Linked DNA regions of Homo sapiens: regions 1 and 2 are each linked to region 3. Evidence: chromatin loops called from intact Hi-C (ENCODE). Cell type or tissue: B cell. All regions are shown on one strand. Links, peaks and the distances in the headings refer to the core of each region. The heading gives the core; the rest is flanking DNA.

Region 1 (5,905 bases), core at 302-5,301, 500 kb after region 3:
CCTGCTAGTCCCTTTCTGGCCGAGTTACTTGGACAAGGTAATGTCTCTGTCCTACTGGTAAAGTGTATGTTGCAGGGGAATTACATTCTTTGTTGGTAAAATATATGCCTCAGGGGAATTAAACAGATAATTTATGTAAAGTGCCTTTCACAGAGAGTCTGGCACATAGTAGGTGGTCGGTCACTATTAATTCTTCCAGCTCTTGCCAGAAATAACTAAAATCAGGGCACTAGGACTTCCAAGCCGTGCTGCTACTAATAAAAGAAATAATATGATTTATTTTTTCACAACTGTTTGGGGAAAGGCCTGTGCTTCATAAATATGCGTTGGAAAGTACTTAGCAAATGAGTAGAAATAATAAAAATATGTCCAAGTAAACAGCTCCTATAAATATGTCACTTGGTAGACAAATTAGTGTTTTATCACTACTAAATACTATTGCTCGCTGAAAAGGATTTCGGATTGCTTGCACAATGGGTACATTATTGAATGCCTCTGTGGAAGGGCATGATAAAGATGAAAAATAGTGACGGTGGTAATGCCTAAGGTGGAGAAAGGAGGAGCGTGGATAAACGCAGCTCGGAGGCCTCTGTGCTGCAGTGATATGCACATTATTTAGCAGCATTCCAATGATTTGCTTGTAATATGGACCAGAGGGCCCAGAAAAAAATGATTTCCACAGGATGTCATGAATCCAAACTTCAATTATTGGATCCAATCAGTGGATTAAGTGCACCCCCTTTCAGAACTGAACCTTCAGGTTGTAAACTAAGTTTATGAAAGGACATCCCCAGGTCTCACCCCACCCTTGTTCTGGACCTATTAACTTTTTTTCTGTTTGTTTGTTTTTTGTTTTGAGATGGAGCCTTGCTCTGTCACCCAGGCTGGAGTGCAGTGGCACGATCTCGGTTCACTGCAACCTCCACCTCCCGAGTTCAAGTGATTCCCCTGCCTCAGCCTCCCGAGTAGCTGGGATTATAGGCGTACGCCACCACGCCTCGCTAATTTTTGTTATTTTTATTAGAGATGGGGTTTCACTACATTGGCCAGGCTGGTCTCAAACTCCTGACCTCAAGTGATCAGGTCTCCCAAAGTGCTGGGATTACAGGCATGAGCCACCGCGCCTGGCCTGGACCTATTAACTTTCTATAACTATGATTTCTATCAAGAGAAAGAGTGATGTGGTGGAAAAGGCTGTGCCTTCATCACAGCTAGGAATCTATTTCAGAATTGAGAGGATGGACAAGGTCCTGGCATATCTAGGGAAAAGGAATTAGAGGGAAAGGAGGAGACCATAAATGCCTTTGGAGGGTAGGGCTGGAAATGAAGACTTAGAGAGAAGCAAACCAGACAGAATTGCATCAGGGAAAGTTACAAAAATAGCCAGGAAGGAAAATGAAGGGTACATTTAATTCGGATGTGGGAGGCCTTTAGCAGGTCAGTCTTTCCGTGCATTCCAGGTGATTGAAAAAATCAGTTTTAAATTCCAGCTTTTTGGGGCGCAGTGGCTCGTCCTGGTAATCCCAGCACTTTGGGAGGCCGAGGCGGCAGATCGCTTGAGGTTAGGAGTTTGAGACCAGCCTGGCCAACATGGTGAAACTCTGTCTCTACCAAAAACAGGCAAACAAATAAACAAATTAGCCAAGCGTGGTAGCGGGTGACTGTAGACCCAGCTATAGGGTGGGAAGATCCTTTGAACCTGGGAGGCGGAGGTTGCAGTGAGCGGAGATCACGCCACTGCATTCCAGCCTGGGTGACAGTGAGACTCTGTCTCAAAAAAATAAATAAATTGCAGCTCCGTGTATTCAAGACACTGCTGGTTGAAAGAAAAAAAAGCAATACATTCCAGCTCCACCTTTTTCTAACCATGTAGTTTTGGGTAAATTACTTAATATGTAGATCCTCATTGATAACATGGGAATAATAGTACTCAGTTTGCTGGGTTGTGAGGATTGAAAATAATACTTGTAAAGTGACAGAGTCTGATATGTATACGTGATCTTATTGTTATTATTTCTGAGGCGTCGTCTCGCCCTTGTTGCCCAGGCTGGAGTGCAATGGCGCGACCTTGGCTCACTGCAACCTCTGTCTTCCGAGTAGCTGGGATTACCGGCACCCGCCACCATTCCTGGCTAATTTTTTGTATTTTTAGTAGACATGGGGTTTCACCATGTTGGCCAGGCTGGTCTCGAACTCCTGACGTCAGGTGATCCACCCACCTCAGCCTCCCAAAGTGCTGGGATTACAGGCATGAGCCACCACGCCTGGCTCATGATCTTATTTTCCTTACGATATTCCTTGTTTGAAAATACAAATTGTTCAGAAAAACTAGGAGTTCTCAATAGAACCTAAAGCCTAAGAAAATTGTGTCACTAGACACCATTTAAAAGAAGGATTAGAACTTAATATTATGTTCATGACTAGGCATCGTAGCCCACGCTGGCTAACCATCCCCTGGGCCGCCCTGCTGCTTGGCGGTTTACTAACCACAGCTACATGCATGCGCTCACTAAATCCTCACGCCAACCTGCGTTTCTGGGATGAGAAAACCAGAGTTCGTAAAGGTTAGGTACCTTGCTGAAAGGTGCATGGGTGAAAGGCAGGGATGGATCCTCGCTGAGTCATTCTCATTCTACCACAGCCTTCCTCAGCAGCTTCCTGACTTTCCTGAGGGGAAGTAGCTAGTCCTAGCGGTTTAGACTGGGCAGTGCTAGAGTGAGTGGGACAAGCATGGGTTTTTAGGTCCCACAGACCCGGCTTCTAATACCTCCCAGTTGTGGGACGCTGAATAAGCTCGTAACCCCTAGTGGGGCTGGGTTTCTGCAATCATGAAGCGGGGGAAACCATCGCCTGCTCATCGCACCGAGGAGAGAGTCAATGAGACATGAAAGTCAGGCACCTTTCAAAGTTTTATGACATGCGTTCAGAGGTGTTGAGGGACTCGCTCAAGGTCACCAAGCCGGGTCTTGACCCAGCTGAAACTTGGACCTGGACCCTTGGGCGCCTCCCGCAGAGTTGTGTGACCAAGGTAACCAGCAGCGGCCGACCCCACGACTTTGGGGAAACGACGCCTCCTACGGCCCCACGGCTCAGGCCAGCCCGGCCCCGCCGTCGGGAGCCTCAGCTCCGCCAGGGGGCGCGAGCGGAGGCCGCGCTCGAGGCCGCCGGGCGCCTCGCTCTTCTCTATGGTGGCTCGGGCGCGGCGGGAGCGGAGGCGCGATCCCGAGAGGGGGCGGGGCCGAGTCAGGGGCGGGGCCGCGCGGAGGGCGGGAGCGGCCGGGCCGGGCCGGGCCGGCTGGGGATGGGTGGGAGGGGGGGCCGACTTCCTGGGGCCGCCCGTGAGGATGTCGCGACCGCCCCCGGGTGCCCCTCAGCCCCAGAGACGCCGCCGCGGCGGAGTCCGCAGCCTCCCTGCCTGAGGCGTCCGCGGCCGGGATCCGGCCCCTCCCCTCGCCTCCTCTCCTAGGTGCCGGCCGGGAGGGCGGCCGCAGCAGGTGAGGAGGCGGCGGCGGCGGCGCTGGGGGCCGCTGGGCGCCCGGCCTGGGGAAGGACGGGAAGGGGGACGGTCGGGTGCCGTCAGGCTGTGGTCTGGGGGCCCTTCCTCTGTGTGGGGCGCGGCCTGGGACTCTCCCTGCCCTACAGGGGTGGGGGGAAGCCCTTGGCTGGCTGGAAGTCCCCGCCTTCAGGGCAGCCCACACCTGTCCTTTGAAAAGTCCCCTCAAAGAAAGCGTTTCACCTGTGGGGGCAGTAACAGGAGACGTGCGTCCTCGATTATCCCCAAGCGCCCTGCAGACCGGCAGGTCTAGTTGGCTTGTGGGGAAAAGATACCTCTTTGTACGTCAGAAGAAACTGAGGCAGGTCCGCGGCGGCCTGCTTACCCCTTTAAAGGAACCAGCCCGTCCCTATCTCCGTCTTAGAGGAGGCGGCTGGAGGAGGGAGGTTTGGAGTTTGGAGGTTTGATGGAGAAGTTTGGGAATGCGGTTCTCCCCGCAGGGTCCACTGTTCCCTCGCTTGGGAGTTGTCCTCTGTTCGCGATGTGTGTGAGGTCGCCACTGTGCGGCAGCGGTCAAGACCGAGAGGGAAATGGGGCCTCTCTTCAGCCGGCTGCCCAGGAGACAGTTGACCAGACATGGGGAAGTCTGGCGAACCAGGGGAGCCAGAGCCTCCGCTGGCACGTCTGCTCAGAGCTTGAGTTCAGGCTGGCAGAAGAGATAAACAACAGCATATCATTTTCTCCTTTTTGTTGGTCTGTCATTTGTTCTAGGGGGGAAGAAGACTGCTTGTGTAATCAAGAGTGTACCGTGCACCCCCCAGTCTACCATAAGGAAGGATAATTGTTAGCTTGGAAATAGGGTTTTACCCACAACTGTCTCTTTGCTCCCTGGTTAAAGGCCAGAGTGACGTGATGAGCAAACATCCCGGGGTGCATGTGGCCTTCTAAGAAAGCAGTGAGTTCCTTATGTATCCCTTTGATTATTGGTTTGGAGGACAGAGAGACTTCCTGTTAACCACTGTCGCTGCAACTGTTTGGGGTGCCTTATTCTCCCCGTGACAGTTCAATTTACTGAAATGTGGGCCGGGCTGCCCGTTTATTATACCATTCTTCTAGGAATGGGAGTAGGCAGGGGACAAGGTACTGGGCTGAATTTGTGTACAGAGTTCTAGGGCTGCAGCCTAGCCGTGGCAGCTCCTTTCTGTTCAGGGGATTTCAGGTTTGACAACTTCTTTATCCTTTTCTCTGATTACATTCTCTTTCACATTCAAGGAAGTAGATGATGGCAAAGGTTTCCGAACTTTTATTGTATATTTCCTAATTCTGAATTTTAGAGTACAATTCAGAAGTTACAGTTTATTTAGAGGTATTCTTAAGTTTGAAAATATTTGGGTATATTTTCATAACAATTGCAGATTGATGTGGCAGGGCTAATATCTTGATTGTGATTGAAGAAAATGTTCATGTAATCTAGGACGCACTCATTTTAATGCCCGTCTAATTACAAAGACCAGCCTGTTAAAAACTTTCATATTGATCAGGTAGACAGTTGTGATTTCTTGTTTACATTGGGATCAAGGGTTGTAAATATTTAAATCGACCAGTTTAACCAGCCTCCAAAATAACATGCACAAAAAAAGAAAGCTCTTCTCAGAAACCTTAAAAATCAATTTCTTTCAAACCTTCTCTCATGACCAAGCCAGTTGACATAACTCTGCTTGGTACCATCTAATAGGAACACCTTTTTTTTTTTTGGAGACAGAGTCTCACTCTGTCACTCAGACTGGCGTGCAGTGGCGTAATCATGGCTCACTGCAGCCTTGACCTCCTAGGCTTAGGTGACTCTCCCTTCTCAGCCTCCTGAGTAGCTGGGACCTCAGGCATGTGCAACCACACCCAGCTAGTTTTTGTATTTTCTGTAGAGATGAGGTTTTGCCATGTTGTTCGTCATGAACTGGGCTCAAGCAATCCTCCTGCCTTGGCTTCCCCAAGTTCTGAGATTACAGATGTGAGCCACCGCGCCAGGCCGGAACACCTCTTAAGGGTTGTGGAAAAGGCGTTTTTAGTGACCAGCATTTAAGAAGACAAAACAAACAGCAACAATAACAAAAAAGGGCACAATTTCTTTTCTAATTACATGTGCATTGTTATTTAAATACAGTCACACCCATCTCTATGAGCGTCATGCCTAAGACTTTCTGAGAACACCTCTGTAAACCTAAGAAGTTGTTAGGGGGACTAATTCCACCTTGATTTTTTATTCTTGTCATAGAACCTTTAATACTGCCATGGTTTTAATGATAGAGGCTTTTATACCAAACTTGTACTAGTCATAGTGTTTATGTTTTTGGAGGAAAGATTTAACCTCTATACCTTAGAATCTCATAACTTGTTAATACAATAACAGAATTA
Region 2 (5,905 bases), core at 478-5,477, 220 kb after region 3:
GATGTGATCCCATTTGTCCATTTTTGCTTTAGTTGCCTGTGCTTGTGGGGTATTGCTCAATGAATTTTTGCTCAGATCAATGTCCTGGAGATCTTACCCAATGTTTACTTGTAGTAGTTTCACAGTGTGAAGTCTTAGATTTGAGTCTTTAACCCATTTTCGTTTGATTTTTATATGTGACAAGAGTTAGGAGTCTAGTTTCATTGTTCTGCGGATAGATATCCAGTTTTCCCAGTGCCATTTATTGAAGAGAATGTCTTTTCCCTAGTGTATGTTCTTGGCATCTTTGTGAAAAATGAGTTCACTTTAGGTGTGTGTATTTGTGTCTGGGTTCTCTATTCTGTTCCATTGGTCTATGTGTCTGTTTTTAATGTCAGTATCATGCTATTTTGGTTCCTGTAGCTCTGTAGTATAATTTGAGGTCAGGTAATGTGATTCCTCCAGTTTTGTTCTTTTTGCTTCCGATAACTTTGGCTATTATAGGTCTTTTGTGGTTCTATATAAATTTTAGGATTGTTTTTTCTATTTCTGTGAAGAATGTCATTGATATTTTAATAGAGATTGCAGTGAATCTGTAGATTGCTTTGGGAAGTATGGATATTTTAACAATATTGATTCTTCCAATCCATGAACATGGGTATATTTCCCCTTTCCATATTTTGGCTCTTCAATTTCTTTCATCATGATTTTATAGTTTTTATTGTAGAGATCTTTCATTTATTTGGTTAATTCCTAGGTATTTAATTTTATTTGTGGCTATTGTAAGTGGGATTACTTTATATCTTTTTCAGATTGTTCACTATTGGTATATAGAGATGCTACTGATTTTTGTATGTTTATTTTGTATCCTGCAACTTTACTGAATTTGTTTATCAGTTCTAATAGTTATCTGGTATAGTCTTTAGGTTTTTTTCAAATGTAAGATCATATCACCTGCAAACAAGGACAATTTGACTTCTTCCTTTCCAATTTAGATGCCCTTTATTTCTTTCTCTTGTCTAATTGCTCTAGCTAGGATTTCTATGTTGAATAACAATGGTGAAAGTGAGGATCCTTATAGTGTTCCAGATCTTAGAGGAAAGGCTTTCAGTGTTTCCCTACTCAGTATGCTACTAGCTGTAGGTCTGTCATACATGGATTTTATTATGTTGTGGTATGTTCCTTCTATACCCAGTTTTTTGAGGAGTTTTCCATGAAGGGATAATGAGTTTTATTAAGTGCTTTCTCAGCATCAGTTGAAATGATCATATGGCATTTGTCCTTCATTCTGTTGATATGATGTATCACATTGACTGATTTGCATACGTTGAACCATCCTTGCATCCCTGAAATAAATAGCACTTAGTCATGATAAATGATCTTTTTAATGTATTGTTGAATTAAGTTTGCTAGTATTTTGCTGAGATACTGGTCCATAATTTTTTTTCTTTGATGTGTCTTTGGTTTTGGTATCAGTAATACTGGCCTTATAGAATGAGTTTGTAAGTATTCCCTCCTTCTCTAATTTTTGAATAGTTTGGGTAAGATTGATATTAGTTCTTCTTTAACTGTTTGGTAGAATTCAGTGGTGAAGCCATCGGGTCCCAGACTTTTCTTTGCTGGAGACTTTTTATTATGGCTTTGTTCTCATTACTTCTTATTGGTTTGTGCGGGTTTTGGGTTTCTTCATGGTTCAATCTTGGTAGGTTGTATGTGTCTAAGAATTTATTTCCTCTAGATTTTCCAATTTATTGGCATACAGTTGCTCATAGTAGCCACTAATGATCCTTTGAATTTCTGCAGTATCAGTTGTATTGTCTCCTTTTTCATCTCTGATTTCATTTATTTGGGTATTCTCCTTTTTTTCTCAGGTAGCCTGGTAAAGGTTTGTCAATTTTGTTTATCTTTTCAAACAATCAACAGGTGGTGAAGCCAGCCAAGCTGTGTTCTTTTCTTCAGAGTGGCAAGTTCCCCCAGGCCCTAGGTGGGTTCACAGATGCTATCCAGGAGCCAGGGACTGGAGTAAGAAAACCTTAGAAGTCTACCTGGTGTTCCATTCTACTGGGACTGAGCTGGCCCTCAAATCATGAGACACAGTCCTTCCCATTCTTCCCTCCTTTTTCCACAGGCAGAGGAGATGACCCTGTGGCCAACACAACCACGGGTTCACAGGGAGTACTGTTAGCTATTGCTGATATTCACTTAAAGCCCAAGGGCTCTTTAGTCAACTGGTGGTGAATGCTACCAGGTCTGGGACTCACTCTTCAGGACAGTGGACTCCCCTCTGGCCCAGGTTGGGTCCAGAAATGCTGTCCAAGGGCCTACTTGTTGCTCTACCCCTGTGGCTAAGCTGGTACCTACGGTGCAAGACAAAGTCCCCTTTACTTTTCCCTCTGCTTTTCTCAAGCAGAAAGAGTCTCTGCCTGTATGCACCACAGCTGGGGTTGTGCTGAGTCTCACCTGAAGCCAGCAGAGTCTCACCCAAGACCCACGGCATATTACCTGGGTATCGTTGCTGATTATTCAGGGACCAAGGGCTCTTTAGTCAGCAGGTGATAGATCCTGCCAGGACTGGGTCTTTCCCTTTAAGGCAGCAGTTTCTCTTCTGGCCCAGAGTGTGTCTAGAAATGTTGTCCAGGAGATAGGGTCTGGAATGGGTGTCTCATGACCCTGACCAATGTGCTATCCTACTGTGTCTGAGCTGACATCCAAGATGCAAGACAGAAGTCCTCTTTAGTCTTCTCTCTTCTCTCCTCAAATGGAAGGAAGGGATCTTTTTGGAGCTGAGAGTCACACTGTCTGGGGTTGGGGGAGGGGTGGTGCAAGCACTCTCTTAGTCGCCCCAGCTGGTATCTCAGTAGGTCGTGTGCCCTCCAAGCCTACTGGCTCTGATCTCAGCTCAGGGCTAGGACTTGCCTAGGAGTTTCAGTCCTTGTGGCCTAGAATGCCTTTCAAGTTTATTTAGAACCCCCTAGCACTTCAGCTACAGTGGCGAGGCTTGCTGAAACTCAGGTTTCAACTGCTGGGATGGACAATTTCCATCTCACTAGGGCTGGTCCAAATTCTGCCTCCATGGGCAGGTATATGCTGGATTCAGCATGGTTTTGCTTTTCACTGTAACAGGGCAGTACTGAGTTCAATGCAAAGTCTCACAATTGCTGTGCCCTCCCTTCCCCAAGCACACAGATTTCTCTGCACCACATGGTCACTGCTGGAGAAGGGGGATGGTAGGTGGAGCCTTCTATTACACCGTCTTGTTCTGCCCTCCCATTTCCCTTTCTGTTCAGTTTCTATCTGAGGCTAGCCAATCCCCTGTGATCTAGGGGAGATGGGTGGGAGGATGGAAGGAAAGGGGAAGTAAAACAAAAAAATAAGAACCACCCAGAAGCATACAGAAAATTGGGCACTACTTGACAATTTGACATTGCAAAGTTTTCCCAGGCTAATTCCTCACCTTTTAGGGAGTTTGCTGAGCAAACTAGGTAAGCCTTCTTGGCAGGGGAGAAATGCACAGATGCTACCCACTGAGCCCCTCGCTTGGGGGTGGTTGTCCCTGCATGTCCACATCAGAGTCACTGCTCCATCAGGGGTCCTGCAGGACTAGATCCTGGGGCATGGGGAGAAATGGGGACAGCTAATAAATGGAAACCGTACAGCTAATAAATGGAAACCATACAGCTAATAAATGGAAACCATACAGCTAATAAATGGAAACCGTACAGCTAATAAATGGCAGAGCTGAGATTTGAACCTAGGAAAACTGAGTCTTAATCCTTGAACTCTGTTACCTCTGTCTACATAGGTTTCTGTATACATAGCCTTCAGGACTGCTTTTGGTGGAAAGAGATAGCAGGTGGTGCTAATTCACTGTGTTGGTGGGAACTCTGGCTACACTGAAAGGTTTGAAAAAGTTATCCTGTAAACTGACTAGAATCAGGTGCTTTTGTTTCTGAAGTGCTTTTGTAAGTGTACTGAGTTTCTTTTCTGAATTCTTAATTTCTTATTGACTTAGTTTAATTTTATTTAGGATTTCAAATTTATATGGGACAATATCTCTACCTTACAAAAAATGTGCAAGTGATGCTGATTATAATTCCTTTAATCCTAAGGAAAGAGCTTGAGATAGAGCTCCCTAAGCCTTTTTTGCCTGCAAAAGAATCTAAGCAGATGGTGGGGTTGCTGTTTAAATACAATTGCCAACCAAAAACTATAATCTATTGGCTTTGACAATAAAGTTTATGGGGCAGAGAAAATATTTAACTTTGAAATCCCTGTACATCGAAAGGAATATTTTACAAATAACTTGACAAAGATGTTTCAATGGTCTTGGAATGCAGAATGGAATTTTGAGAAATAGAAATTTGTAGGCAAGGGTCTAAACTAGGCAAGGTGGTAAGAATGTGGATGTGCCAGCCTTCTTTTTTTTTTTTTTGAGACAGATTCTTACTTTGACCCCCAGGCTGGAGTGCAGTGGCACGATCTTGGTTCACCACAATCTCGTCTCGAAGGCTCAGGTGATTCTCTCACCTCAGCCGCCTGAGTAGCTGGGACCACAGGTGAGTACCACCACACCTGCCTAATTTTTGTATTTTTTGAGGAGGTGAGATTTCACCATGATGCCCAGACTCGTCTCAAACTCCTAGGCTCAAGTGATCTGCCTGCCTCAGCCTCCCAAAGTGCTGGGATTACAGGCATGAGCCACCAAACCCGGCCCAGCCTTCACTTTTATCTAACAAATTTCTTCTAAATGTCTTCACACCTCAGTCATCTCATTCCTTCTGTCACCTGCAATAACATCCACCTTATCTGTTCAGAGTTACTAGCACCCACTGAGACTTGTAATTCCAAGCCTTTAGTATAGGATGGATTTTTGTAGGAAAGGAAAATAAGGCTGTGATAGTCTGCTTCTACATATTGTATATATCCTTGATGACTTCAAAATAGTTTATGAATTTACTGATTGTTTTAAATTTTATTTTATTTTAATAATTTTCCAATAATGATGCAAGGTATTTGTTGACTGTATTTAAAATTTTTATTTAAAAAAAATAATTTTCAAATAATGATGCAAAGTATTTGTTGATTGTACTGATTTTTTACAATTTTGTTTTAAATAATAATTTTCAAATAGTGATATCGGTTATTTGTTGATTATATTGATCTTTTTGAACAATTCTTAATCTTGATTATTCATAATCTTTATTTCAAAGTTCACGCTCCTTCTTTATTATTTCCCTTATTGAGACCTATAATCCATTCACCTTTTTACTTCGTTCCTATCAATGCGATCCCTGCCACCCTCATTCCCTGACCTATTTGTCTTAGAATGCATAGTCCAGATTTCAGTTACTTCTGTGATAAAATCCTACCCTTTCCCCCGACTACCTTTTTAATTTGAAGGAGGATGGCTTTTAAAAAATGTTGTAATAATTCAGAATTCCAGAAGTGCAAAGACAAGAAAACAACAAAAATTTATGTCCCACCCACCTCTGAGATGTATTTGGTACAGGTGCTTTTTCTTCTGAACTTACAGCATTGTATGTACAGTTAAAGGCTTAATTCTCCAATCTCATTATTTTCCATCCTTATTGTAACCTCTGTAAAAAATAAGTGCATCTTTATTCACTATGCTTTTCTCCTTTTACTAAACATAAACGTATTTATTACAGTTTTTAAAATATTTTAATCTAAATGCTATTCTATTGTATATTATTTTTTGCAAACCTGCTTTTTAAATTTATCATCATGCTTTGAGAGTTTATTTATACTTGAAGATATGATTTACTTATTTTGTCTGCTGTATTAATCTTCCATTGTAAGTTGTTTGTTTCCCATGTCAAATATCTTTCTTGTTCTTTATAATGTCTGTTTCAAACTGTCTCCATTCTATTATTAAAATGTTTTTGTCAGCTGGGCATTGTGGCTC
Region 3 (5,905 bases), core at 654-5,653:
AAAAGAAACTCCAAGAAAAATGAAAATAGTGTAAATAAAAACAAATCAGAAGACATGATTGTTGCACAACACTGTCAGTGTACTAAATGCCACTGAACTGTATGCCTTAACCTGGTTAATTTTATGGTACGTGAATTTCACCTCAAAAAAAAATCACATATATATATGATTCAGTGTATCTCTCATATAATGAGTTCTCACCTCATATAATGAGAGATACACTTAATCACATGCTAGATATGGACATAGCCAGAGTCTCCAAAATACAGGATGGCAAAAACTGACGTCTTCATTAGAAGTTACAGCCGGTCGCGGTGGCTCACGCCTGTAATCCCAGCACTTTGGGAGGCGGGCGGATCACAAGGTCAGGAGATCGAGACCATCCTGGCTAACACGGTGAAACCCTGTCTCTACTAAAAATACAAAAAATTAGCCAGGCGTGTGGCGGGCGCCTGTAGTCCCAGCTACTCGGGAAGCTGAGACAGGAGAATGGTGTGAACCCAGGAGGCAGAGCTTGCAGTGAGCCGAGATCGCGCCACTGCACTCCAGCCTGGGCGAAAGAGTGAGACTCCGTCTCAAAAAAAAAAAAAAAAAAAGAAGTTACAGAAAAAGTAAACAAAATAGAGCTAAAGAAAAAAAAAATCTAATATTTGCTGAAGTGCCTCAAAAATCAAGCTGCTCCTATGGGGGGAGAAAATGTTCCTTCAGAAGAGCCAGAGAAATAAGCAAAGCCATGATGGAATTTGAACTCACACTACCTTTCTACCAGATCAAACCAGACAAGTAACGGCTGTTCTGAGGATTTACGGTATGGCCTAAGGCCACTGTTAAACAACAAAGCTGCCAGAGTCAAAGCACATAATCACTCTTACTTGCCCTCGACCAGAGTGTGATGTCACTGCATTTCGGAGAAGGCCTCCCTGCACAGGACTATATATCCAGATTTAACATAACCTAGTTTCTACCAAATATAGGTTGTCAAAGTCCCTCCTCTCCTATATCTCCCTCCAGTTCCCCAAAAGAGAAACTGAGCAGCAAAATAAGATTAATACCTTGGGTAGAATAAGGTCAGAAAAAAATTAATAGGGTCTTAATTCAAATGGCTCTCTGGGAAGCTAAATTAGTTTGTAAAGTCACTAAACCCTTCTTTTCACAAAGTGGGACTTTACAAAGCTCAGTGCTCATAGTGAAAAACTGGCCAAAGTTAACCAAATTATAAAGCAGAAATGTCATTCCAGTAATCTTTTATTATAAAGGTGAGAGGTGCCAAATTCATTTCTAATCAAATATTCAGTAATAATGCAAAGACAATAGCATCATCAGGTATTACCTTGCTCATAAGAAATTATGAGACACAAAAGCTAAAATCACCTGTGATTTCTATTTAAACATAACAGACTACAAAGTAGCTTCTTAATATTATAACGAAGCAAAGGAGTTCAAAAGTTTTACATCTAATTCTTAACCAAAATAACATTAAACTCTGGAAAACCTAAGGCTAGAAGGAAAGAAAGGACAAGAGAAAGGAGAACGTGCCCTATTTAATATATTCCTTGCTCAGCTTCGTTCAAACCTGTGCCTAAAAAGTTAGTATTTCAAAATATGGATCTTTTAAGGAAAGAAAGAATGAAAGAACTGGACTTCCTTGAGTTTCTTCATACACAGTCAGAATATTAGATTTATATTGATTTTACCACCCAGCTTTTAGTGAGGATGTTTGCATTATACATCATCCTTTCTGCTTCCTTGAAAGTTTCAACGGCTAAGATACTGCAAACAGTTCTCACCTTACCAGCACGCTTAGTCATCACTGGAATGTCTTAACACGTTTTCTTATAGAGCTGCACCTCCTTCATCTGCTGCTTTCTATTACTACTTTGTAAGTGTACCCTGAGGCTAAGCAATTGAAGTATACAAGGAAGGTAACTAATCATTTAAATTGATTCTCATTGAGACCACCTTCTTTCTTAGTCATTCTGCCTTTCTAAGCTTAATGCATTTACTTTCTTTTAAACCACAATGGTTATGATAAGTCTTTGGCAGTTTTCAAAACATTTTTTCTTCTCAAAAGTCAAGTTTGGCTGGGCGCGCTGGCTCACGCCTGTAATCACAAAACTTTAGGAGGCCGAAGCGGGAGGATCGCTTGGGCCCAGGAGTTCGAGACCAGACTGGGCTACACAGTAAGACCCTGTCACTAAAAATACAAAAATAAAATAAAATAAAAGTCAAAAGTTTAATGAAGCATCCGCGTGAGTTCAATAAAGGCCTGTCCCCCCCCACCCCACCCCTCCAATAGAAGACTACTCTTGAAAACAAGCAGCATGAACAAATGATTTGGATTCAAATGATAAGGAAATAACAGGACGTTCCAGTTTCTTTACTTTCAGCTTAATCTACAGCCTTTCCCAAACCAGACCATTACTGCAGAGCCCAGAAAAAGAAAAAAAAAAAAAAGATGCTGGGTTAAGATTTGCCCCCATTTGCTTCCCCCTCTCTTACATCGGGTCAATTCTGGAGGTTACTCTTTCCTTCCTCCAAGAGTAAGGAATGCCTCTTCTTTCCCCAGGTGGTCAAGATTCTAGCGATATGCTCCTCCATTACGGAGCAGGGAAGAGGTTGTCTCTTACCCTCAAGTTACCCGAGAGACGACGTTCGCCCATCAATGAGCAAACCTTTGAGGGAATCCCTTTTCCCTTTGGCTTGCTGGACACGTCTCAGCCTCTCAGTGAACGACGCCGAGCGGGGAAGAAAGACGGTTCCCCCCACGGCCTCCAGGCTCTATCAGCCACACCCCTGGCCTCTGGTCCCCCTAAACCCTCAATTCCGAAACACATCTTCCCCTCCTGCCCCCAACTACCTGCTGCCACACCCGAGGATTCCCTCACCGCACCACAGGCATCATGGTAGAGACCCTTTCTCCAACCTTTTCCCTCTCAATGGTCACACCCGACGGTTCCCTGCATCATCAACGGTCACGCTCTTAGGATTTCCTCGCCTCCGCCGGTCTCCGACCCAGCCTGGTGTTACCCTTCTCTCCGTCCCCGACCCCGTCAATTAGGGACACACCCTAAAGGCAACCGCCCTGAACTCACCGGAGGCGGAGGCGAAGGCGAGGGCGGGGGTGGCGGCGGGAGCCGGAGAGCACAGCCCAGGTGGTGGTGTAATGGTTTCCTGCCCGTCACGATTCTTTTCTAGGTCTAAGCCACTGCGCAAAACCCACTTTGCCAGGGACAAAGATGGTGGGCAGGAAACTCTGACGTCAGAGAACGTCGCCGCGTGACGTCATCGGGGTGCGCGGTAGACCTAGAAAGCCTGTGATCTCTTGTCGCCTTCCAGACCCAAAGATTTCCTTTGGTCCCGGCAAGCTAGCCCATCTGGGCCTCAGAGGATGTTAAGTGGCTACTCCAAAGGGATATATTTTAAAAAGCTGACAATGGATTTGTTTCCTCGCACAGAAATTCTCTGAAAAACGTAAACATAGAGATGATGAAATATCCTGTTCCTTTCTGAAAAAACAAAACCCCTCAGCTCATTTTCCTTCCAGGCTCAAGGGCGGACAATGGTGATATAGCCCAGGCCTATATACGGGCAGTGGGGCTAGAGGATAGTGCTGCACGTAAAAGAGGTTGAGGAGGCATTGGATGTGAGTTTGAATCCCTACCCTGAATGTGACTGAGACAGTTAATGTCTCATCAACCTTCTTATCTGTGAAATGAAGACAATGATAGTATCTCTCTCGGGCATGTGAAGTTTAAACCAGATAAATTAGGTAAAGTGCCTAGTATATAATAGGTGTGCTTACACAAAAGTAAGTTTCTTTCGGACACTAAGAGCTAGATTCCAGGACCTGGAACTGGAGAACAAGATTGATGATGTTAAATGAACTAGCTGTCCCTAAGGTTAATTTCAGGGTGTAAGGAAGGATGGAGAGCAAAGTGATGATTTTTCTCACATTTTGCCTATGAACTCTGTGAGTCAAAAAGTGTTTCAGTATTTTAAAACTTCATTCTTAAAAAAGTGATCAGAAGTACATTAAAATTTTGTATAACATACTCATGTATTATTATTTCCTCTGTTATTAAAATAGGGGAATAGGGGAAATTAGAAAGCCAGGTATAAGGTGAGAGAATGCAAACAGTTATGGTAAATCAGATAGCTGCATAATGTTATAGAATATTTTATGACAGAAAATTCATAAAGTGTTAAGCAAAAAAAGGACACCAAACAATACAGTATACAGTATGACTATATATGTATAGAAAAAAAAGGCTAGGATAGGCCAGGCGTGGTGGCTTACACCTGCAATCCCAGCCCTTTAGGAGGCTGAGGTGGGTGGATCACCTGATGTCGGGAGTTTGAGACCAGCCTGGCCAATGTGGTGAAACCCTGTCTCTACTGAAAAAACAAAAATTAGCTGGGGGTGGTGGCACACGCCTATAATCCCGGCTACTCAGGCGGCTGAGGCAGGAGAATGGCTTGATCCCAGGAGGTAGAGGTTGCAATGAGCCCAGATCTCGCCACTGCACTCCAGCCTGAGTAACAAAGCCAGACTCATCTCAAAAGAAAAAAAAAAAAAAAAAGCTTGGATATTCAGCAGAACGTTAAAAGTGGTTATTGCAGGATAGTGAGAGTTTTATTTTTCTTCCTAATATTTTTCTGTATTTTTCAAAGTGTTCTACAATGAACATGTATTTATTTCTATGTTGGGATGTGCCTTTTAAATCATATTGTTGAAAAATATGATACAGAAAAATGCTTTGAAATAAGAAAAAAAAAAAGATACAAAACTCTAAATCCAGAGGAGTATATATACCTATTAGTGGTTCCCTCTGGGTGCTGATTACAAATGTTATCTTCTTTATATTTGTTTTATTTTCCATTCCTTTCTCTGAAAAATGCATATATTTTAAGGAAAAATGAACCAATACTATTTTCAAAATATAGCATCAATCCGAAAGCTTTTCCAACTTCATTCTCTTCCACTTTTGGGTGAAAGTATGGACCAATCTCCCTTCTTTTCACCTTTTGGGACCATCACGGGCTCATAATCTAATGGGAGACCACTCAGGAAACTGTTGACATGATCCAGCCACACGATGATGGTGGTTTAAACAAATAACTGTTGATATTTATTATGATTTTATGTCAGTTACTCTGCTAAGTACATTTTTACATCCGCACCACCTGATAACCAAGTAGGTACTATTACTTCCTCTATTTTAAGAGATACAGAGAAGTTAAAAGGTAGAATTAAGATGGCTGGGCGCGGTGGCTCACGCCTGTAATCCCAACACTTTGGGAGGCTGAGGCGGGCAGATCACGAGGTCAGGAGATCGAGACCATCCTGGCTAACATGGTGAAACCTCATCTCTACTAAAAATACAAAAAAAAAGTAGCAGGGCGTGGTGGCGGGCGCCTATAGTCCCAGCTATTCAGGAGGCTGAGGCAGGAGAATGGCATGAACCTGGAAGGCGGAGCTTGCAGTCACACACACAGACACGCACACACACATACACACACACAAAGGTAGAATTAAGATTTGAACCCAGGAAGTCTGACACTAGGGCTGATAAGGCTTATGTTTTAGGTTAGGGCAAGGGAGGAACGGTGGTACTAGTCACTGAAAATAGGAAAATATAAGAAATGGCAGAAGTTTGGGGAAGAATAGGGAGGTGATGAGTTCATTTTATACGTTAGGTTAGAGTGAAGATCTCTACCCAAGAGGTACTTGATTATATGTGTCTGAAGATAAGGAATGATCTGGAGTTAAATTTGTGAACTGTGAGCATACAGATGATAATTCAATCTGTGGGCATGAACATTATTCATGAAGAATGTGGAGAGTGAGTGCTTGGGGTAGAAACAGATAAACCCAAGAATGCAAAGAGGACTGAGAAGGAGTAGT

What was found. A loop is a pair of places that touch in the nucleus more often than their neighbours do. Peaks named below come from ENCODE experiments on the same cell type or tissue, not always from the same donor. Only the 100,000 strongest peaks of a DNase experiment are listed, where the experiment ranks them.
Region 1: it touches region 3 in a loop (15-fold over the local background); 2 of 110 quality-filtered maps call a loop at or near these places.
Region 2: a loop joins it to region 3, with 4 times the contacts of the local background. A loop is called at or near these places in 3 of 110 quality-filtered maps.

Annotation. Positions count from the first base shown.
Region 1 is chr17:35,086,694-35,092,598 of GRCh38, reverse strand. RAD51D (RAD51 paralog D) reads left to right here. Exons shown (of 10, transcript NM_002878.4): 10 at 1-378. The region is part of intron 5 of RAD51L3-RFFL (RAD51L3-RFFL readthrough); the gene reads left to right. It also overlaps a transcript of RFFL not described here. Among named protein-coding and RNA genes, the nearest start is that of RFFL, 26 kb to the right of the region's middle. RefSeq lists enhancers at 2,680-3,331, 4,048-4,177, 4,308-4,357, 4,368-4,447 and a silencer at 3,028-3,657. In B cell, for the core only: a CTCF peak has its summit at 3,077; DNase peaks (open chromatin) are centred at 3,198, 3,608 and 4,258; H3K4me3 peaks cover 2,410 bases; H3K27ac peaks cover 2,850 bases.
Region 2 is chr17:35,365,577-35,371,481 of GRCh38, reverse strand. SLFN11 (schlafen family member 11) reads left to right here. Exons shown (of 7, transcript NM_001376007.1): 2 at 3,782-3,879; 3 at 4,419-4,535. Among named protein-coding and RNA genes, the nearest start is that of SLFN11, 5.1 kb to the left of the region's middle. RefSeq lists enhancers at 2,894-2,943, 3,044-3,093. In B cell, for the core only: no CTCF peak of the experiment used is centred there; a DNase peak (open chromatin) is centred at 3,271; H3K4me3 peaks cover 982 bases; H3K27ac peaks cover 1,831 bases.
Region 3 is chr17:35,584,616-35,590,520 of GRCh38, reverse strand. AP2B1 (adaptor related protein complex 2 subunit beta 1) reads right to left here and starts at 3,199. Exons shown (of 22, transcript NM_001030006.2): 1 at 3,093-3,199. RefSeq lists enhancers at 2,683-2,792, 2,054-3,253, 3,223-3,392 and a silencer at 3,023-3,142. In B cell, for the core only: no CTCF peak of the experiment used is centred there; a DNase peak (open chromatin) is centred at 3,220; H3K4me3 peaks cover 2,007 bases; H3K27ac peaks cover 2,732 bases.